Regions from separate parts of the Mus musculus genome. Here region 1 is linked to region 2. The links are chromatin loops, found by intact Hi-C in ENCODE. Cell type or tissue: gastrocnemius. All regions are shown on one strand. Links, peaks and the distances in the headings refer to the core of each region. The heading gives the core; the rest is flanking DNA.

Evidence for each region. A loop is a pair of places that touch in the nucleus more often than their neighbours do. Peaks named below come from ENCODE experiments on the same cell type or tissue, not always from the same donor. Only the 100,000 strongest peaks of a DNase experiment are listed, where the experiment ranks them.
Region 1: it touches region 2 in a loop (7-fold over the local background); 2 of 42 quality-filtered maps call a loop at or near these places.

The regions. Positions count from the first base shown.
Region 1 is chr14:18,271,070-18,282,306 of GRCm38, reverse strand. Nkiras1 (NFKB inhibitor interacting Ras-like protein 1) reads right to left here and starts at 11,171. Exons shown (of 4, transcript NM_023526.4): 1 at 10,984-11,171; 2 at 5,501-5,611; 3 at 3,762-4,003; 4 at 1-2,360. The coding sequence starts at 5,594. The coding sequence ends at 2,118. In gastrocnemius, for the core only: no CTCF peak of the experiment used is centred there; no DNase peak of the experiment used is centred there.
Region 2 is chr14:18,021,078-18,032,314 of GRCm38, reverse strand. Thrb (thyroid hormone receptor beta) reads right to left here. Exons shown (of 10, transcript NM_001113417.1): 8 at 5,532-5,678; 9 at 1,914-2,172. Among named protein-coding and RNA genes, the nearest start is that of Nr1d2, 210 kb to the left of the region's middle. In gastrocnemius, for the core only: no CTCF peak of the experiment used is centred there; no DNase peak of the experiment used is centred there; H3K27ac peaks cover 2,340 bases.

The sequences.
Region 1 (11,237 bases), core at 3,381-5,880, 250 kb before region 2:
ACAGCCAGGGCTACACAAAGAAACCCTGTCTCAAAAAACAAAACAGTGTAAGCCAGCTAAAGCGTCAAAGATATACTCAATGCCTGTTGCTCAAAGCATTTTCTGATCTGCAGATGAAGTGGCAGCAGACACAGGAGAAATGAGCCACTCTGGTGAGCTGGTGCTCATCTTGCAGAGCAGGCTCAGTGACTCAGTAGCACTGCTGCTGGCTATGGCTCCAGCCTCAGTCAAGTGAACGCTGAGCATAGTAGCATTCACACACCTTCATCCCAGGGTGATTGGATGCCAGAGGATTAAAGTTCAGAGTCATCCTCAGCTACACACTGGGTTTGAGACTAGCCTAGGCTACATGACACCCAGTCTCAAAAAGCATTTTAATTACATAAACAATTCCACGTATATTAAAGCACAAGATCTAAATGCAGCCAAAAGAAAAAACAGAAACACCAGGCAGGATCTATATAAAATATATCAGAAGACAAAGCTGAGAGAAAAGTACCTGGAAGGGCGGGCTGACTTAACCTGAGAGATAACCAAAAAAGTATGTTTTTTTAAAAAAAGAATTGGCCAAGACTGTGTATAATGGTACAGAACTTTAATCCCAGCTGAGGAGGACTTGAGATCAAGGCTAGCCTGGTCTACATAGTTCCAACCAGCCAGTGTTTAGTGGGATGAAGGGCAAACCGGGTGGCTGTAGTCCCAGTATTCAGGGTGTCTGGGCACAAAGATTCCAAGTTCAAAGCCTGGGTAATTTATTAAGACCCTTTCTCGCCCGGCAGTGGTGGCACACACCTTTAATCCCAGCACTTGGGAGGCAGAGGCAGGCTGATTCCTGAGTTCAAGGCCAGAATGAGTTCCAGGACAGCCAGAGCTACAGGGAAAAACCCTGTCTCGAAAAGCCAATAAACAAACAAACCCTTCCTTAAAAAGGCTAATGATACAGCTTGAGTTCAGTCTACAGTACCAACAGAAAAGCAAGCAGCAGCAATGCTCATGGTTGAAGGAAGGTTCCGTACTTAATGCATTCTTTACCTTGTTTCATATTTTGCTTTTCAGTTAAATGGTTAAAGATTATTTACAGTTGAAAACACTAAACAACTTATTTCCTAGTTCTTTGTATAGGGTTGGCAATCTTTTTTAAAAGATTTTCCATAAATTAAATTGTAAACTCAGATTAATATGGAAAACTAATGGTAACTCTATTTCTGGCATTTTATTGTATATGGCAAGGTTATTAGAAGAAAAGGGATGTTTCCCTGTTCTCCAGCCTAGCCATTTTCAAAAGACCCTCTAGTATTTAATTTTATCACCAGCACAGGCCTAGCTTATAGAATAAAATCAGGGCGCTGAATACAAAAGCACCTCGTCCTAACCCTAAGATCTTAATACTTAATAGAGCAAAACAAAACCACCACTCTTGTTCTGTTCAGCAAAGCCTCTGTAAAATGAGAATTTAGAGATCCAGATTGTTATTGGGACAATTTAAGTACACAAAGCAATTGCCAAGCTCTATAATCTTAGATGATTAACCTTAGATATTATTCTATGTGTATGAGTGATTTTCTCTGCTTGTATATATGAGCACTAAGTGTATGAAATGCCTGAAGAAACCAAGAGAAGACACTGGATCCCTTGGAATCTGTTAAAGGTGCTACAAGTTCTGCAAGGCGTCGGCCTTACCTGCTGAGCAATCTCTCTAGCTCTGTGTAAGACAAGAGTTCTGGGCCTGTGACTCAGTGGGGAAGGCGCTTTGCCAAGCGAGCCCAGCCACCCCTGTTATTCATGCGTTTATGGAAGGATAAGGCATTTGCATAAAATTACAATGAGTATGAGAGTCCTGACAAGCTGGAAGAGTTCCCATGGTATATTGCATACTCTAAATTTTATTTTGCTATTATTGACAAGTGCAGAATAAATAACAAAATAAGAACAGGTTTCAAATAAAGGCAAAAAATAATGTCCAACAGCAATAAACTAGGTTAATTATAAAGTAATTAACTTAATTAGAAAGTGCATTAAATTACCACTTAGGGGTTCCATTAGGCCCAGAGGTGATCTGAGAAGGGCCACGTTAAATCGTAACCTCATGCCAGGCTACAGACATTTCAAGGCTTGACTCAGTTTTCGGGATTGGAGTTCCCTTTGTTTTTCCTCCCAGGCAAAGGGAAGCTGGATTTGCTCTGGGGCTGAGAAAGCTTGCTGGCCAGTAAAGTGAAGGGTTCAATCAGTGTCCTCCGGTCTGTCACTGTCACCTCCCACAGCTTGACTTTCTCACTTCTTGCCCACTGTTGTGCCACGTCAGCATCCACCTGTCTCTGCTCAGAAAGGTCCAGTTTGTTTCCTAACACAACGATTGCCACCTGGACAAAAAATGACCAAAGACCACAATAGTAACCATCCATAGCAGCTTACAGGAAAACTGTATAAGTAATTACTGCTCTTCCATTTAGCAAACTGCTTTGTTTAGATGATGTTGAGGAAACGAAAGCAGTAAACTCAGCTGCTCTGGAGTTGAACTAGGAAGATTGCAAGTTCAAGACCAGTCTGGGCAATCTAGTTAAACCTTGTCTAAAAAGTTGGGCAAGTACAGAACTTACCTACCAAGTATGAAGCCTTAATACTCGGCTGTCAGGGGAACCCTCAGATGTGACAAATATGACAACATGGCTCTCTTCTGGCCTCCACAGGCACCTGCACTCGTGCATATAATTCCTCCCACCTCCCCACACAGACATAATTAAAATTAAGTTTTTAACATATTTTTTAAAAGATGGCCAATCAGCCAGGCAGGCATGGTGGTGTACACCTTTAATCCTAGAACTTGGGAGGCAGAGGCAGGACGATCTCTCTGAGTTTGAGGCCAGCCTGGTCTACAGAGTTCCAGGACAGCCAGGGCTATATAGAGAAACCCTGTCTCAAAAAAAAAAAAACAAAAACAAAAACAAAAACAAAAACAAAGCAAACAAATATATAAAATGTAAGAATCTGGGCTAAGCCATCGAGCAGACTATTAACGTGGGTGCTGGACGGCTCTGAGGTTGCTGACTGAGCTGAGGTGACATGTAAAGAAGATCTGAGATTAGTGAATTCCAAGCAGCAAGAAAGTGGCAAACAGGGAGGAGCTGGTGCTGACTCACTAAGCTTTTGTGTGTATGTGTCGAGGTTGAAGATGAGACAAATGACCCCCACACGACTGAGTTATACAGTACCTGAGCTAGGGAGCTAGGAAACATACCCTGAACAGAGTAACACAGAGGGACAGCAAGAGACGAAGGGCAAGCACTGTGCTTCATGGGCCTGGCCAGTTATGCACACTGTGTTTGCAGATACTGCCAGTGTAATGGTTTGTATATTCTTGGACCAGGGAGTGGCACCATTTGGAGCTGTGGCCTTGTTGGAATAGAAGTGTCACTGTGGATGTGGGTTTAAGACCCTCACCCTAGTTGCCTGGAAGTTAGTCTTCCACTAGCAGCCTTTGGATGAAGACATAGAACTCTCAGCTCTGCCTGCACCATGCCTGCCTGGATACTGCCATGCTCACCTTGGTGATAATGGACTTAACCTCTGAGTCTGTAAGCCAGCCCCAATTAAATGTTGTTTTTATAAGACTTGCCTCGGTCATGGTGTCTGTGCACAGCAGTAAAACCCTGACTAAGACAGTCAGTTTAACTGAACAGCTTTAAATGTATAAACTACACTGAATTCACATTACCACTCTAACAGCATCAGACTTCACACCTGGTAACTAAACAGCCACTTACCTCCTTTTTGTCTTTGAACTTATCAATCTCTTTCTTCAGAAGCTCCACTCTTTGGAAGGACTCAAGGTTATTCACACTATACACAAGAACAAAGCCATCAGCAAATGAGAAGTAATGCTTTGGCAGCTCCACGCCTTTCTGCAGGCCTCGGGTGTCATACAAGTGCAGCTGCTCCTTCACCCCACGGTCTGTCTCTACAGATGCCATGTACACGTCTTCCAGCGTTTCACAGTCTTCCATCCCTGCATTAAGGAGCCAGGGTCAGTCGGGCAACACTCACTGGCAGAGACAAGCGGAGTTCTATAAACTCTAGGCCAGCTAAGGGTAGAGAGTGAGACAGTTATTCTCAGCTCCCATGCTTCTGAGGCTGGTTTTGTAGGTTTTCCCTGCACCACATGGAATGACCACATGTCTACTAATTCCTTCAAAATGAAAGGTACTTACTCATCCAAATGCGTCTTGCTTTTCTAAAAAAATGTTTTGGACCATCAAGGTGGCTCTCAAGCTTGGTGGTATTTTGAGTTCAATTCCTGGGGCGCACTGAAAGGTCGGTGAGAACTAGCTCCAAATGGTCACCCTTTAATTTTTTTTTTCAAGTCTGAACTCACTGTCGTTGTCTTCAGACACACCAGAAGAGGTCATCAGATCCCATTACAGATGGTTGTGAGCTACCAAGTGGTTGCTGGGAATTGAACTCAGGACCTTTGGAAGAGTATAGTCAGTGCTCTTAACTACGGAGCCATCTCTCCAGACCCTACCCTTTAATCTTTATGCATGCCCCCTCCTCACCCAAACATACAATAATTTTCTTTAATCTTAAAAAAATGATTTCTTAGCCAGGTGGTGTCAGTGGTGGAGATATCACACGCCTTCCTTTCCAGCACTCAGAGGCCAGAGGCAGGTGGTCTCGGAGCTCCAAATCAGCCTGGCCTACAGAAAGGTGGGTCACCAAAATGGTTAATAAAAGATAAAATGTGTACCTGCCAGAGAGAAATGCTCAGCTCTGTATTTGCATAAACTTCATTTCATTTTAACCCACAGGTTATCTTCTTTACCAAAACCATGACCTCATTAACAGCAGAAATGCCATCTTCTTCACCTGAGCTCGGCAAAGCACCATAACATGCAGTGTGATACAGAGATGACGAAACAGCTTATTCGTTAAAGGAATAAATGAAGGAGAGAATTCCCATTTACAAACTAGGTCATACTGTAGCAAACAGCCATTTCTTTCTTTCTTTCGTTTTTGTCTTTTTTGGTTTTATGGTTTTTGTTTTTTGAAATAGGGTTTCTCTGGGTAGCCCTGGCTGTCCTGGAACTCACTCTGTAGACCAGGCTGGCCTCAAACTCAGAAATCCGCCTGCCTCTGCCTCCCAAGTGCTGGGATTAAAGGCGTGTGCCACCGCTGTCCGGCTCCATTTCTTCATTTTTAAGCCTAACTAGCAGCATCAGCATGCTATCTATGTCTGAAGAATATTGTCACTTGATGTTGCTACCTCAGAGACCCTATGATTCCTAGAGCCACGTCTGAGACAAGTACACAGGATCCCATTTTCATACGACTCATTTCTACTTACCATTTGTTTCTAACATGTACAGAACATTTAGCAAGCACTGCTGGATGTCAGCAGAACCCAAGTTACTTGTCCTTACTTGCTCTTTTACACCAGTTAGTATGAGCAACAAGCACCTTCCACCAGCTTCAGAATCTAGAAAGGAACTAAGAAAGATAATCTTACCAATAGTGTGATTCCCATAAAGGAGTTGCTCCAAAATTGCAGTTTTCCCAACAGACAGCAACCCACAAATGACAACCTTGCAACCCTTCCCCATCTTCTCCTAGGGCAGCACTGTGGAGAGAATGAGGAGACTTTGAAATAAATCCTTTCTCTTAAAGTTTACATTGAACCAGTAATACAGGGGGAACTCCAGATACAGAATAAGGTCCTCTTACCACACTTTGGTCCCCAAGCTATTTGCTCCCTTAGAGAGATCACTGTTAGAGGTTTTTTATATATTGCCAGAGATCATCTGGATAGACTATAACACCACCCAAATGGAGGTGTGTGTAACCCCAGTACTCAGGAGGCAGAGGAGGATCGGTCTCAGTTCCATGCACAGTAGATAAAAAACCATCTCTAGGCATGGCTTGCTCCTTCCTATAATACAGCATTCTAGAACAGAAAAGTGCTGAGGCAGGAGGATTACCATTAGTAAGGTAACATTTTCCTCAAGGCTTTTGTTTTTCTAGAAGACAAGATATCAACAGCTAAGGTAAAAAGAAAAATGGTTCATTAAAGGCAACAAAAATGTTAAAATGTCTTTAATCCCAGCACTCAAAGGGCAAGATCTCTGTAAATTTGAGGCCAGCCTGGTCTACAAAGGACAGCTAGGGCTGATACACAGAGAAACCCTGTGTGGGGGAGAGTGTCAAATGGGGAGCTGGAGAGATGGCTCAGGGTTTAAGAACACCGGCTGCTCTTTCCGAGGACCCCGCTTCAATTCCCAGCACCCACATGGTAGGTCACAATGCTCTGTTCCAGAGTTTCCAACACCCTTACACAGACATACAGGCAAAGCACTAATGCTTGCGCGTGGGCTTGCTCACACAGGCATGCATGTGCATAGTCAAATGGAAACAGGCATGGTAGCACAGCCTTTAATTCCAGCACTTCGGAGGCAAAAACATAGAAAGAGCTTCTTGGTTAAGAGCACTGGCTGCTCTTACAGAGGTCCTGAGTTTAATTCCCAGTACCCCCTGGGACTGGAGTTAAAGAGTTGTGAGCTGCCATGTGGGTAGTGGAACTAGGGTCCTCTGAAAGTACAGCCAGTGCTTTAAAACAGTAGTCCATCTCTCCAGTTCCCCAAAGAAATGGTCTTCCAACGATGCTCCCAAATTAACCCTGGAAACTTTTTTGAGAATTTACTTTAAGAGGAATTTTGCCTGTCAATGTTCTCCAGAATCAGAACTTATAGAATGTCTCTATGTATTAAGGGAAATTCTAGGAATGTCTTACAATCTGCAGCCCAACTAAGTCAACAATGAGCAGCTGTGAATGGGAAGTTCAAGAATCTAGAAGTTGGGCTGGTGAGATGGCTCAGTGGGTAAGAGCACCCGACTGCTCTTCCGAAGGTCAGGAGTTCAAATCCCAGCAACCACATGGTGGCTCACAACCATCCTTAACGAGATCTGACTCCCTCTTCTGGAGTGTCTGAGGACAGCTACAGTGTACTTACATATAATAAATAAATTTAAAAAAAAAAAAAAAAAAAAAGAATCTAGAAGTTGCTCAGCCTCACGAAGGTGGGTATTTCAGCTGGTCTTCTGTATAAGCTGGAATCATGAAGTAGACTCCAACAGGTGTGCTGGCAGGTAAGTGCAAGCAGGTGGAAAAGAGTGAGTCCTCCTTCTTCAATGTCCTTGTGTAGGCCTCCAGCAGAAAGCACGGCCCAGAATAAAGGTGTGTACCACCAAACCTGGACCTAAACTGTTCTTTATTTGGAACTTGCTCTGTCTCAGGCTGGACTTGAACTCAGAGATCTGCTTGCTTCAGTTTCCTGGGATTAAAGGTGTGTACCACCTTCCTGGGCCTAAGCTTTTCATAGCCACTAGGCCTCAAGATTCAGATCAAAAGCCTATGTCATTCCATGTCAAGATTTGGATCAAAAGCCTGTGTCTTCCAGCCTCAAGATCTGGACCACAGCTATGTCCTCCATTCCTGGATTGAAGTTCATTCCAGATGTAATCAAGCTGACAGCTGGGAATAACCATCACAGCATGTGTGGCTGGATTAACCTTGAGACACGGAGCCAAAGGCTGGGGTTGTGATCTGGGCACAAGTGTCTATGAGTCAAGTTTTAGAGGAGAGGGACTGACTGACTAAAACATGAAGGAAGCCAGGAGCCAAGGGATGCAGGGGGACCTTGAGCTGATTTTCTTCTTCCTGACACCATGATTTTTATCCTAGTGATGCTTCTGATCTACAAACTGTAAAATGATAAGTGTTTTATTTGAGCCATTAACATCCTCACCTGAGTTAACTTGGAGGGTCTCTGAAGGTATGAGGCTAGCCTAGTCTACACATAAAGTTTCTAGGGCAGTTAAAACTACATAGCAAAAATAGAGAAAGAAAATTTTATCTCTGAAAAATAAATTTTAAAATGTAATTGCTAGGGCTGGAGAGATGGCTCAGCAGTTAGAGTACTAGCTACTCTTCCAGAGGACCCGCAATATCTGTAACTTCCGTTCCAGAGGATCTGGCACCCTCATTCAGACATACATGCAGGAAAAAACATCAATGCACAAATAAACATAAATTTAAAATATGTAATTGCTGTTAGGGAAACTAACATAACCTCACTAGTCTCTCTAATCCATTTTTCTCTTTTCTTTTAGCCTCAAACCATCTAAGTTAGAATTTTAAAATCTAACTTACTTACTTTCTTTTTTCCTTTGGTTTTTTCGAGACAGGGTTTCTCTGTGTAGCCCTGGCTGTCCTGGAACTCACTCTGTAGACAAGGCTGGCCTCCAACTCAGAAATCCACCTGCCTCTGCCTCCCAAGTGCTGGGATTAAAGGCGTGTGCCACCACACCCAGCAAAATCTAACTTTCATTCTCAGAATCATTCAGTAGTTTCCTAGCTCCTTAGCTGTGATTCCAGAATACTGCTTGCTGTTTTTGTCTGTTGGACCCCCAAGACCAAGTTCTAACACAAAGGAGATTTACTTACCCCAGAGGAACAGAGGGTAGGGAATAGAGACAAAGTCAGGAGGTAAAGGATGGGAGGGGAAAGGAAGGGAGAGGAAGGATGGGTCTCTGTCCTGAAGAGGCAAAGGACTGCCTCTGGATAGAGAGGAATTGGACATCATAGGTAAATGGTGGTTTATAAAGGGATAAGGGATAATCTGGTATTAGGATGAGGTGTTTAATTTTAATTGGGCATGTTAATGAGGTGAGCCAAAGTGGCCTTTTGACTTCAATACTTTGATACCTGGACCTTGATAGTCTTGATAGCCTCAGAAGAAGGAAGTGGCCAAATACGGTACTAGATCTTGGTGGCTAGCTTTAGAAATGTAATCTAATGGTTTTTAGAAAGGCAGAGGGAATGGGAGAGAAAGGCAAGGTCTTCTTCCATTGCCACGCTCAATACACTCAAGCTGGCCAGAGTCCCTTCAGTCCTGGTATTCTGTATTGTCTTTTAACCCTTCCTCTCAGCGATCTGTACCCCAACTTAAAACCTTGAGGTTTGGTTTCTGATTCCTAACTACTAAGCACATTGTGGAGGTTTGAATAAGTATGGCCCCACTGACTCATGTGTTTCAATCTTTTACCCAAAGAGTAAAGGTACTATTAGGAGGTAAGGCCTTACACTAGCAAGATTTTACTGAAAGGACCCAGATGTAGCTGTCTCTTGTGAGACTATGCCGGGGCCTAGCAAACACAGAAGTGGATGCTCACAGTCAGCTAATGGATGGATCACAGGGCTCCCAATGGAGGAGCTAGAGAAAGTACCCAAGGAGCTAAAGGGATCTTCAACCCTATAGGTGGAACAACATTATGAACTAACCAGTACCCCTGAGCTCTTGACTCTAGCTGCATATGTATCAAAAGATGGCCTAGTCGGCCATCACTGGAAAGAGAGGCCCATTGGACACGCAGACTTTGTGTGCCCCGGTACAGGGGAACGCCAGGGCCAAAGGGGGGGAGTGGGTGGGTAGGGGAGTGGGGGTGGGTGGGTAAGGGGGACTTTTGGTATAGCATTGGAAATGTAAATGAGCTAAATACCTAATAAAAAATGGAAAAAAAAAAAAAAAAAAAAAAAAGGAGGTAAGGCCTTGTTAGAGGAAGAGTGTCACTGTGGGGTGGGGGTGGGCTTTGAGATCTACCATGCTCAAACTATGCCCAGTGAGGCACACCTCTCTTTGCTGCCTGTAGATCAAGATGTAGAGCTCTCAGCTCCTTCTCCAGCACCATGTTTGCCTGCATGCTGCCATGTTTCCTGCTATGATAATAATGGACTAAACCTCTGAAACTGTAAGCCAGCCCCAAAGTAAATGTTTTCCTTTATAAAAGTTGTCCTGGTCATGGTGTCTCTGCACATCAATGAAACACATTACTACTGAACTACACTCACAGACTTGTAATTTATTCTTCAGCATTATTAAAAAAAAAAAAATCATCCAGGAGGCTCAGCAATTAGAACACTGGCGGCTCTTGCAGAGCCCCCAGGGTTCAGTTCCTAGCACCTACATGGAAGTTTTCAACCACTTCCACCTACCTCAGTGGGCCCCAGGTACAAAGGTGGTCGTGCACAAACATACATCCAAGTAAACACACATAAATAAACACACATAGCCTAAAAATAAACGTTAAAAAATTTTTGAAGACTGTCCTAAAAGAATTCATATCCTTCACTCCATGCTAACTTGCAAGCTCCACCAGATGTGCTTAAAAGAGAAAAAAGTCAGTTACTGCCCCTCCCCCCCCCCCCCCGCACCCCAACCCCACCTCGTCCAGGCTCCACTTGCCAGGACGCTGAGACACTGTACCGCTCAATACCCCTCCACTCCTTCAATGTGTGTCCTTTACACTTGGCATCAAAAGCAATACATAGCATAGTGTTAACGCTTGCTCCCAAGGCTAGAACTTGTATGTTGTCTGAGCTGCATCACCAGCAGCTGAGACTGAGCTCCACGCATATTAAGCAATACATCTGTTGAATTTTTAAATAGGACAGGTGAGGACTCTTAAAATGCTAAAGCTGCCATTTATTCTAAAAGATAAGAAGAGCCACAGATTGATGGAAAAGGTAAACATGATTCCCAAAACCTTTGCCACAAACAAGCGTAGTTTATTAAAACCACACAACTGTATGAAAATAGAAAATTCTGGAACTACAAAAACTCCAATACACCATTACTTCTCAATAAAGAACGCAGTGCAGAATGCCAGCATTTCTTCCTGAAACGGGTCATGGCAAATGAACAATTTGCTATCCTAAAAACGCCTATAAAATCAAGTCCCCGGGCACCTCGGAAAATTCAGAGGGGGACGGGCACCACAGTCCACCCACTAGCCTGGTTCGCGCAAGTCCAAAGTCCCTGGCCGGCCTTAAGGACACGCAAGGTCCACGCGTACCACTTCGCCTACGACCAAGTCACGGCCGTCCTGCGGTCACTGTGCTCCGAGATCACGGAGCGAGGCGCCGGTGGAAACACCAACCTGACACTGCAGGGCAGTGAGACAGCAGCACGCAGGTCACCGCGGTCCGAAGGCGTCCCTCTGGAGCCGGTCCCCGACCTGCTTCCTCCGGCCCCTTGACGTGACGTAAGCAAACTCGCCGCCTCTCACTTTCCGCAGCCTTGGCAGCTCAGGAGCACTGCTGAGAGCTTGGGAGAGCATCCGGAAGCGGCGGGCTGTCCCAGCCTGACTCCGCCCACCAGGTTGGATGTCGGGACTACAAGCCCCAAGAGGCA
Region 2 (11,237 bases), core at 3,335-5,834:
AAAACTTGCTTTCATTCCCTCCATGACTTTGATTCCCACATATGTTCAATTTCTATTTTAATTTAGAGAGGCTGTATCACAAAGGTGGCCCTTAGAGAGGCACCAAATCATATTCCCCTGAGGACTCTCTCTTCCCTAAAACACTCAGGGTCACGTGACCACTGGTTCTAGCCTGGATACCAGCTGTGCAGTTCCCCCACTGTGAGAACTTTCTCCACCTGCGTGTCAATCTCTCAAAGTCCCCAAGGCCCTGATAGAATAAGTCTGGTTGCAATAATTTTATGTTACATATAGAATCTCATGAGGTAACAGCGAATATGTTGGTTCTATTGGTTAAAAGCAAGTCATAGGGAGGGTGTTACACCAGGGTGAGAACAGTAGGTATTGGGAAAATGGAACCCCCTGGAGTCTTTCCAAAGTCACCCAAAGAGTTCAGTGTGCCATTCTGTCTACATTTGAAATTTTCCACAAACATAATTTTAAATATTACTGCTTTAAAAATATCTGCCATATCTAAATTTTATGTAGGAAATGAATTTCTAGATCAATTTAAAAATACTTAGAAAGTTTCAGCTCAGTAAAGAACTCTGAAGATATCTGTGACTCAGGTTTTGTGGACGTTTGGCCACATACCTGGTAAATAGTTTTGGAGCCTCCTGAACACTGGCTTGACATATCTATGACCTCTAAGTGTAACTAGCTGATGGTGTCAGAAAATGACAAGTGCTAAAGAAATAAAAACCTAACCTGTTCTGAAATGAAGAGGAGAGCCTGAATCAATTTTCTGTATTTTAAGACTAAATGCCCTTAAACAATACAGTGTGCTTTGCAATTATTTATTATGATGTAAATAAAAAGAGGATGGATCAGCTCTGTCATTAAACCTCCACTGTTGGGAGCTAGAGTTCTGATAGATATTGGTTAAAAAGATGGTGGTAGGTTAAAGACAACATCATGTCCTCCCTGGTGGGTGACTGGTGAGGTCACTGTTGAGTGGGCTGGAGCTGGAGCTAGTTGGTCAATAGAATGTGGCCGTGGATTTAAGTCTGGTCAGCTTTTGTTTTCACATGCTTGAAGCCCTCCCTCTTGGAACCTGGCAGCCATGTAAGGGTCTGAGTATTCTTTCAGAGGAAAGGCTGCTGGGAGCAACCTCTGCAGCCATGTTCAGCTCTAGCTTTGGCAGTCTCAGATGCCTTAAGCCAGTTTTGGGTTGGTGTGCTGTTCAGTAAGAGGAAACTAAAACTTGAGCCAAGTGATCCATAGGATGGCACTATCTCTCACATCTATACCTAGCATCTGCAAAGGCACAAACAGGCAGGGGTTGATGAACTATCTGCAAATGGGATCATTTCACAGGGCTTCAGCTACCCCTGCCCACCTTCCCCTATCCAAATTGGGCATCATACCAAGACTTAGTTACCTTAGTCAGTCTTCACAAAAATACAGTGAGATAAATATTTTAATTTCAACTTTATCTGGAGATATGTAAATTTAGGCAGCTGAACGGTAAGATGCTGGCTGGGACTTAATACAAATATTCTACAAGTGAGGCTGGGACATGTAGCTAGCTAGCTCTGTCAGAATCGAAGGCCAAGGCAACACACACTTCTGAAATGCCTCAGATATAAGTGTTTCCACAAACAATTTCAAAGAGCACCTGAGTTAGAGGCCAGTGTGGTCTATGCAATGAGTTCCAAGCTAGTCAGAGCTATAGAGCCTCAGACCCTAGATAACCCCTCATTCAGCTCTCTGTCAATTGACCCTTCTAGTTTCTGGATGCAAGAGAGCCAGATAAGTTTCTCAGAAACTAAAGGGAGACAGACAACCCATTAAGTGATGTGAATTAGCACTAGGCCCCCCACCCCCACCCCAAGAAGCTCTTCTCACACCCTTGAGAATCTCAGCACACTCACCTGAAGACATTAGCAGGACGGCCTGAAGCAGGGCGACTTCAGTGTCATCCAGGTTGAAAGATGACAGAGACATGCCCAGGTCAAAGATGGCATCTGAAACCACCCCAAGGCCCCCATTTTTCAGCTGGCCTCGTGTCACTGCCATTTCCCCATTCAAAGTTAGAGTCTCGCTGTCTGGGTCATAGCGCACAGCAGCTCGAAGGGACATGATCTCCATGCAGCAGCCTTTGAGGAGGATGATCTGGTCTTCACATGGCAGCTGAAAAGAAGCAGACACATAAGCACAGAACAGAGGATGAGTGCCAGCTAGGGTGTTGGAAAAGCAACCACAGAGCCTTGGTGGCCAACCTAGGTCTGTATCCCCTGAGGTCCTTACTCTCATTCTCTACCTGGAGGGACACTTACAGCCATGTTTGTTCTGAGACAATCTATGTAGTTCTGCCTGGGTTGGAATTCACTATGCAGACTAAGCTGGACTTAAAGTAGTGGGAATCTGCCTCTGCCTCACAAATGCAGGAGCTACAGGTATATAATAACATGCTCAGACTACAACTACTTAAAAAAATGTTTATGACTGTTTTGACTGCACACATGTCTATGCACCCAAAGAGGTCATTGGATCCTTAGAACTAGAGGTATGGGTGGGTGGTTGTGAGCTGCATGTTGGTGCTGGGTTCTCTGGGAGAACAGCCAGTGCTCTTAACTGCTGAACCATCTCTCCAGCCCCCTCAATCACTGTTTTTAAATCTCCAGGCTGGTTAATTTCAGCAGTTTACATTTCTTTTAGCACAGGTCTTCAACTGGTATTATAGTAATGCAGAAGTCTCCATCAGTCAGCCCTTCATTCTGAGTTTTACTTGAAAGTGCGGCTGAGCAGAGTTCAAGACTCATCTTCTTTTATTGTGTGTAGCTCTGCTGGTCAGTGGGCAGCTGAGCTTTTCAGGAAGTACAAAACTTCCTTAGAAGGTGCCAGATGCAAGTGACTAAGGCAGTACAAGCTTTGCTCGTTGTCAACCAGCAAATCCAGGGCAGAGGTGAAGCCAGAATCCAGTGTCCTGGCTTCCAGGTTTCTATATTTGGTGACCTAGATACCAGAGTCAATGGACAAGCTAGCTCTTTCTGCTCAGATTTCAGGGTCATTTAAAGCTTATTTGGTCACCATGCTATTTAGGTTTTATGACAATGGGCTAATAAAACTTTACAACAGAACTCTGTGTGGCAAAATAGTAAAAATAGAAAATTATTTTCTGGGGTTGGAGAAAAAGTTCAAGAATTCAATATTGATGTCATTTGAATGGGTCTGAATGACTGTTACATCTTCTGTTTCTTGTCAAAATTTACAGTCATCTCAGTTGAACTTCACAGTTAGGTAAACATTTGAATTCCAGTTTCATTCACACATGTGATAAACAAGCACTCAGACTTCAGTGTGCTAGTATGCCTGGCATAGGGATATTTTGTAGGTAAGGCTGGGATTTGAAACTATCTCTATCACAATTCAAGGCCAACACATCTCAATACGTAAACCATGCAAGACTATGTAAATTGTACATAATGTCTAAGTCTTCCCTGAAACTGTTGTAGCTTCTTTTTGGAGGTGGGGACTCTGGACTAGTCCAGTTTAGGTTACTTTATGCAACTAAAAGCAATCCTGCTGGAAGACACTGAGAAGTCTACTTCTGTTCAGTAGTCAGCCTATTCAAAGTTCAACCTTAAACTTTTTATTTCTCTATGAGAAACAGGCTTCTATGTCTAATGATTCTATTTGATAACGCATTAAAGATTTGCTTTTGTTTAAGTCCTGACTTGTTTTAATTATATCCTTAGATGCCTGACTTAAGAGGGAGTTGGAAGGAGGAAGGCTGAGCTAGGTTACAGACAGCAGGGAGGACAGAAAGGCACCTGTTCCAGCTCCTCTAGGATTCTATGTGGCTCTCATCCTTACTGTCACCCAAGATCCCAGGTAATGCTCACACACTGCTGATCCCACTCTGGAGAAGAATCATTCAGCAGACCTAGAAGTGTAAGTCAAATAATCCCTTTCTTCCCCCAAATTACTTTTGGCTAAGTTTGCCCAAACAATAGGAAGGAAATTAGAAATGGTACTATTTGTTCATCATCTAGAATGATCATAAATATTAATTAAAAATATTAGAAGTCAGAAGGAAGAAAGTGTTTTCTCCGTCTCAGTTCCTATCCTTAGGCTACTGCTCTGTTCTTCTGGGTATGGATTCTATGGATGCTCAAAAGTAAGCAATAAGACATTTCCCCCTCCAGTATCTGATTCACCCTCATTGCAGCTGGGCTGTCCTTACTGTAAACTCACAGCACAGATGAGCTGGCAGTTAAGGCAGCAGATGCTCATCCTAGACAAGGAGACTTGGTTCTCTCAGCTGAGGAAGAACTATACACTACTCTCAAAGCTTATAGAAGAGGTTCACTACAGTCTGTACTGTATCTATATGCTAACTCTCTGGGCTTCCTTGAAGGTGTGAGAGCAATGGTCTGACACCTGATGGAATTTTGCAAAGGGAGATAGATGTTCCACAGAGGATACCATCAGCCCTATTAGATTCAGAAAGTCAGAGGCAAGATGGAAATGTCATGATGAACTTGAGCCCGGAAGACAGCATAGTCAGGATATGCTGCTTGAACCTGACCCTGTTCCCAAAATCCATGGGTTTTTACTTTCTAAAGCCAGGTGTGGTGGTGGTAGTAGCAACTTGTAATCCTAGGGCAGGGGAGGAAGAGACAGGGGAATTGCTGGAGCTGGCCTACCCTACTTGGAATGTTCCAGAAAGACAAAGAGAAGAAATAACAGCATCAGTAGCTAAGATGTGTGCAGTGTTTGTCACTCAGGTAGGGCAGAAGGACAACACTCTATTTGTATGCTCCTATCTGAACATGCCAACTGCTTTAAAGAGACACCAGTGTAAATCTCAAAGATGACATGACTCAGGTCAGACAGTCATGTCCAGGATTCTTGCGCATTCCCTGTAGTGGCTCTGTTCTCACCTGCTATAGGATAGCACTGTCAAAGTGATACAGGATGTAAGCTGAGGTGAGATGAAACATGTGCTAAGAGAGGGAGGAAGTATCTTTGAGGGAAAGCATGGGCTCTGTTGGGTGAGCTTTCCAGGCTCCAGAGAGATCAAGCTCCTAGGGAAGAAGAGATCCCCACAGAGACAGCGAGAGTCTTGCTGTGAGGGCCATTTGGCTTCAATTCTTCTCCATTAAGAACTGATCACATAGCCATCTCTGGGATATTCTGTAGAAGGGCTATTGATGTAAGCTCAAACTGCAGCAATTTTGCTAATAATTTTTTTGCTAAAATTAGCAAATAAGCTAGTTTTGTCCCCCACCCAGCAATGGCTGTAGAGAGAAGGCACAATTGGGGAACCAGACCTTTTCTTTTGACAGTACTGGGAATAGATCCAAGGTCAGACATACAAGGCAAGTGCTCTCCCACTGAGCTGCAGCCCTGGCAGACATTCTCACTTTGTACCAACTCTGCTTTCCTAGCATGGAGTTCTCCTGATTGCTGTTAAACAATACCCTGCACTCTTGGAAATGGAGCTATAAAGAAAAGTGACCCAGACAGAAGAGCCATGTCCTTACCTCACAAAACATGGGCAACTTTTTGGCAAAATCCACCACTCTGGTAATTGCTGGTGTGATGATTTTTGTAAAATGACTGAAGGCTTCCAGGTCAACCTTGCCACCTTCTGGGGCATTCACGATGGGTGCTTGTCCAATGTCTTCTGGCTGAAGAGGAGAAGTGAGAACAATTTCAGCAAAGCTGAAGAAACCTAGGTTTATTACAGCCATCATATGGTAGGGCTAAAGGACTGTTTCTTCTGGTTGCCCCTGTGTGTTGACAAAGTGGATAATTTTCACATCAATTACGGCTTTGACCAAATGTGTATACGTTGGCCATTGCTTTAATACCCCTATCCCCACCCCCCACAAGGGATAATGCTCATAGGATTGTTGATGAAAAGAAGAAGTGGGAAGAGGAAGGGAGGGAGGGAGGGAGGCGGGGAAGAAAGAGAGATAGGTATATGTTGCTGGCACAAGGGTCATATTTAGGCCTGTAGTAAGAATTCTAGGTCACTGGTGGGCACATTCAGAGCACTGTGTGTTCTGGGATGTGTGTTGGGAAAGTAATGGACACATGGACAGTAATGGAGGCACACAGCTGGTGAGCCCTAACAAGCCCTCGGGCTTCTAAATGTGAACTCCAGTTTGAGGTGTTCTCTGCTGAGCATTGAGGGTGACAATCTCTCAGCTCCCTGCAGGAAACTCAGTTGTACAAACAGGGCAAACATTAGGGCAGGTGGGACATCCGCTTATCTTTTATGTCCCCAGAGTTCTTTGCTGTTTACTTGCTCGAAGACAATCCACAACTGCACTGGGAAGAGTGGACAGTGAAATGGTTATCACTTGGGGGATGTTCTCAGTCCTTTTTGGACCTGATTATTCAGAAGCATGGTTTTAGCCCAGCCTTAAGTGATTTGTGCATGGTAGACTTCCCATATCCACAAGCCACCTGTCTTCAGTGAGCATTCTCCACTAGGGTTATTTTGTGCTGTTTCTATATTTTCCATGAGAACAAGCCTCTTTACTGCCCATTCTTGTCTTTGTGATACCATGCATTAACATATATTAACATAATACATGATACACATGGCTTAACAGCACATGGATGTCAGCCTCGACTTCTCTATCCCATGTTGCTCACAGCAGTCTAGGCCTTTGAATAAGTCCGAAAGCAGGAAAGGGAAGCATGTCTGTAACACCCGTTCACCTTCTGACACCTGGAAACACGTGGTGTCTTCAAGCATCCTCTAGGTGTTGTGGATGCCACCCAAAACACCAGAGACTCATGGGTGTGGGATGGCAGCCATCTTTGTCTAATACTATGTGAAGAAGACCTGGTTTCTCCAAACACCCAGCGGTGGGAGTGGGGAGTGGGGAGTGAGAGTGGTAGGTGGAACATAAGACACTGTGGCCCCAAACTTCACTGTATTCCAGATTTCTAGGCTTCACCTATTGGGTCTGAACCTAGAACCAGGTGGAACTAGAGGATCTGTCTTTCCACAGATGTTGTGGGATGTGCTGCCACTGGTAGTCTGGAGCCACTCTGAGGATGCCAGGATGTCACTGAGCAAATTCAGCTTGGAGCACTGCAGCAGCAACCATCTTTCTCCCTACACTCTGTCAGTGGTTACACCTCATAGGACAGCAGATAATTCTTATCCTCAAGTTGCCTGTGTATCAGGAGCCACAGGAGCAGCCAGGCCCTGCAAACCTTGGGGAGTATTTCAAGGATGTGTGTGTTCACAGCAAATGTGAGCAGTGCCATCCTTGTTGAAATTACCTATAGGACCATCTGGTTTTGTCATCGTCGCTGTTTCTTGTTTTGGGGATAGTGAATGGACAGATCTGGGTTCTGTCATGTTTTTGTGGTGAATGGGGGCATTTGAGGTAACCAGTGACATGGCTTTTCTAGACACAGATCTGATAGATAGACTAATGATGAATACAATTCCTGTTCCACTTTCTGTCATTGCCTGAGCTAAGGAAAAATGAATGTCAACCCTATTTTGGATTCCTGCATCTAGAGAATATCCTTGTTGGCTTGTATATTTTCTTCTTCCCCTGAAAAGGAGGCTGCTCTTGCCTCCCGTCTTCTTCACAAGCCTGTTAGGAAGGAAGGTCAGCTGCTAAATAAACATGGCCATATATTGACAAGGTAGGGAGTTTTGCGTTAAATTTATCGAATATATGTAGAGTATATATGTGTTCCTATGTGTGTACATATGCATTGGTATATGTCATGTCATATGTGTGCATGTAGAAGCCAGGGTTGACATCAGGTGCCTTCTTCAGTTTCTTTCTAGATACTGCTGCTCATTAATAAATTTTAGTTTATTTTAAAAATGTATTTATTTTTATTTTATGTTTACAGATATTTTACCTACATGCATACATTATATGTGCATATGTTTGTGTGTGTGTGTGTGTGTGTGTGTGTGCATGTGCACCATATATATGTCTGGTGGCCGTGGAAACCAGAATAAGACATTAGATCCCTAGGAACTGGAGTTACAGATGGTTTTAAGATACCACGTGGGTGCTGGGAATTGAGCCTAGGTCTCCCTGGAAGATCTGCCAGTGTTCTTAACTGCTGAGTCATCTTTTTATTCCCAGATTATGTTTTTTTTTAATTTTTTATTAGATATTTTCTTCATTTACATTTCAAATGCTATCCCAAAAGTCCCCTATACCCCCCCCCCCCCCGCCCAGCTCCACTACCCACTCACTCCCATTTCTTAGCCCTGGCATTCCCCTGTACTGGGGAATATAAAGTTTGCAAGACCAAGGGTCCTCTCTTCCCAGTGATGGCCGACCAGGCCATCTTCTGCTACATATGCAGCTAGAGACACGAGCTTTGGGGCGTACTGATTAGTTCATATTGTTGTTCCACCTATAGGGTTGCAGACCCCTTCAGCTCCTTGTATACTTTCTCTAGCTCCTCCATTGGGGGCCCTGTTATCCATCCTATAGATGACTGTGAGCATCCACTTCTGTATTTGCCAGGCACTGGCATAGCCTTACAAGAATAAAATACCCATGGAAGGAGTTGCAGAGACAAAGTTTGGAGCTAAGATGAAAGGATGGACCATCCAAAGACTGCCCCACCCGGGAGTCCATTCCATAGTCAGCCACCAAATGCAGACACTATTGCATATGCCAGCAAGATTTTGCTGAAAGGACCAAGATTATGTTTTGAGACAAGGTCTCTCACTCAATGTGGAACTCACTGATTCAGCTAGCCGGCCTATCCAGTGAGCTCCAGGGATCTGAATATCTCTGTCTTCCTAATGCTGGGATTTCAGGAATATACTCTGCCTATGTGTTGTGCTGGAGACCTAATCCCAGATACTCATGCTTGCATAGCAAGCACTTTACCAACTGAACATCTCCCCAGCACCCAAACATTCAAACATCCACTGGGTAGGTCTAATCTGACTATCGAAATGGTCAGCCCAGTGTCCTGGACAATGCTTCAGACTACCAGTTTCCATTTCATCTGCTAGTAGAAAAGCAGGGCACTCACTTCCTGTGACCAATGATTTGAAAGACTGAGGAAAATCATGCAAGGGAATATGGTAACGATAAAATTACAGCTTAGATGTAACTTCACAGGCTTTTCTGAAGGGAAATAAACAGCAGAGTAGAAAAAAAAGCATGCTGTTGTATCATTAGAGTTTGTTTCCATAATGGACCTCGGGTACTAGGGAAAAGAAGAAGAATGTGTGAGGAGGTGAGCTGCCTCCTGGTACAGAGAAATGAGACAGCAGAATGCAAACACCTATGTGGCTTCCCTGTAGATTTTTACCCATAAGGACTGCACATTCCTGGGTTCGTGATGAATCTGTTAGCTTACTGTGACTAGTTGTCTTGGGTACTAAGGATCCTATGCCCAGTATGTAACTGTGCCCTGATACCAAGCTCCAGCATCAGCTTGTGTTTACCTGTGGAGAGAGGGCCTGCTTAGCTGCCTTAGCTTGCTCAGAGGGCATTCCAGCAATAGCATTGACTTCTGTCCTCTAAGCCCTCAATGACCCACCTGGCTTAGCATATCTGACCTTACCACCTTTATCCCACAGATTGCCTCTCTTTTCTACTGCATCTCTCTCTCTGGATCTTTCATTCCTCTGAAGTCCCTACTTCAGTCTGTTGTCTCTGCTCACTGAATTCTGTCTACTCCTAGACATTTTGCTAGATGACCTCATCTGAACTGATGTTGATCTTCTCTGCATACTCATAGTGGCCAGTAGGGGTCACTTTTATGGCACTGAACATCTCTTACTCTTATTTTTCATAGTTAAATAGGCACTTATCAAAGATAGAGCCTTCTCAAAGGGAAAGGACAAAGCCTTTGTGTTTCTGCCTGATGTGCACCAGGCCTTTGGATGAAGTAGGGCAGACCACTTTCTTGTTCATACATGACCTTGCCAGCACATATCCAGTAAATACTATAGGCCAGATTTCACTCTTGATGCTGAGATTACAGCAGTGAACAATGTCTCTCATAAGATAAACTGCCTCATGGTAAGGGATGATAGGCAAGAAAAAGAAATTCACTGAAGAACTATGGTTTGTGATAAGCCTGGAGATGACATGTCCACCATGGTCAGGAGACAGGGGGCACCAAGGTCCTGGTGACAAGCAAAGTAGTCAAGGCTTTGGACTGAAGAATGTCAAAGAGACAGCCGTTCATGGAGTTGAAGAAGAAACATTCAAGGCAAGGAAGAAGCCAGTAGTTCTATTTTGAATGGGAAGTGTTCCTCATGGTTTCACATACTCCACACTCCCTGGGGTGCTGTTTGAGAAAGTTATGTAACCTTCAGGAAGTGGAGTGTGACTGGAGCAAGTAGGTCACTGGCAGGTAATCTACCAGGTTTATAGTCAAGCTTCCACTTCCTGTCTCTTTGCAACTTCCTGAGTGTGGCTGCCAGCTGCCTCCTGCTCCTACTGTCGTGCCTTCTTGGCCATTATGATGGCTAGTTTTTACATCAAATTGACACAAGCTGGGAAAGGAGGAAACCTCACCTAAGGACATGCCTCTGTATGATCTGGCAAGGTACTTTTTTAAATTAATGATTGATGGGGAGGGGCCCAACTCATTTCAGGTGTCTATCCCTGGGCTGGTGGTCCTGGGTTTTGTAAGAAAGTAAGCTGAGCATAGGGAGCAAGCCAGTAGGCAGCATCTGTCCATGGCCTCTACATCAGCTCCCTCAGGTTCCTGCTCTGCATGAGTTCCTGTCCTGACTTCCTCAGTGATGAACTCTTACCTGAAAGTATAAGATGAAATAAACCCTTTCCTCCCCAAGTTGCTTTGGTCATGGTATTTTACTGCAAAAATAACCCTAGCTAGTATGGCCATGGGGGACAATTTTTCTCGAACTGTAATCCAGAATAAATCTTCCTTTCTTGAAACTGTCCTTGTCAAGGATTTGGCCAAAATATCAAGAAGAGTTACTGATATAGCAGTGCAAAGTTCTGAGGACAGGAAAGAGACCCAGGTGGGTAAAGCCTGGCAGAGAAGCATCATTTTCAGTCCCATGGACCACAGGAGGACAAAAACATCTTCTAAATACAGAACAATGTTCACTGAAGGGCTACAGTGAGGACAGAGGCTAGATGAAGTGTATGGCTGTTTGGTTTGGGAAGGGATGAGCAAGGAGAAGCTGCTGTGGCAGGTTGAGGTGGGCTGGACTATGGGCTCACTGTAAAACATCCAGAAGTGGAGAC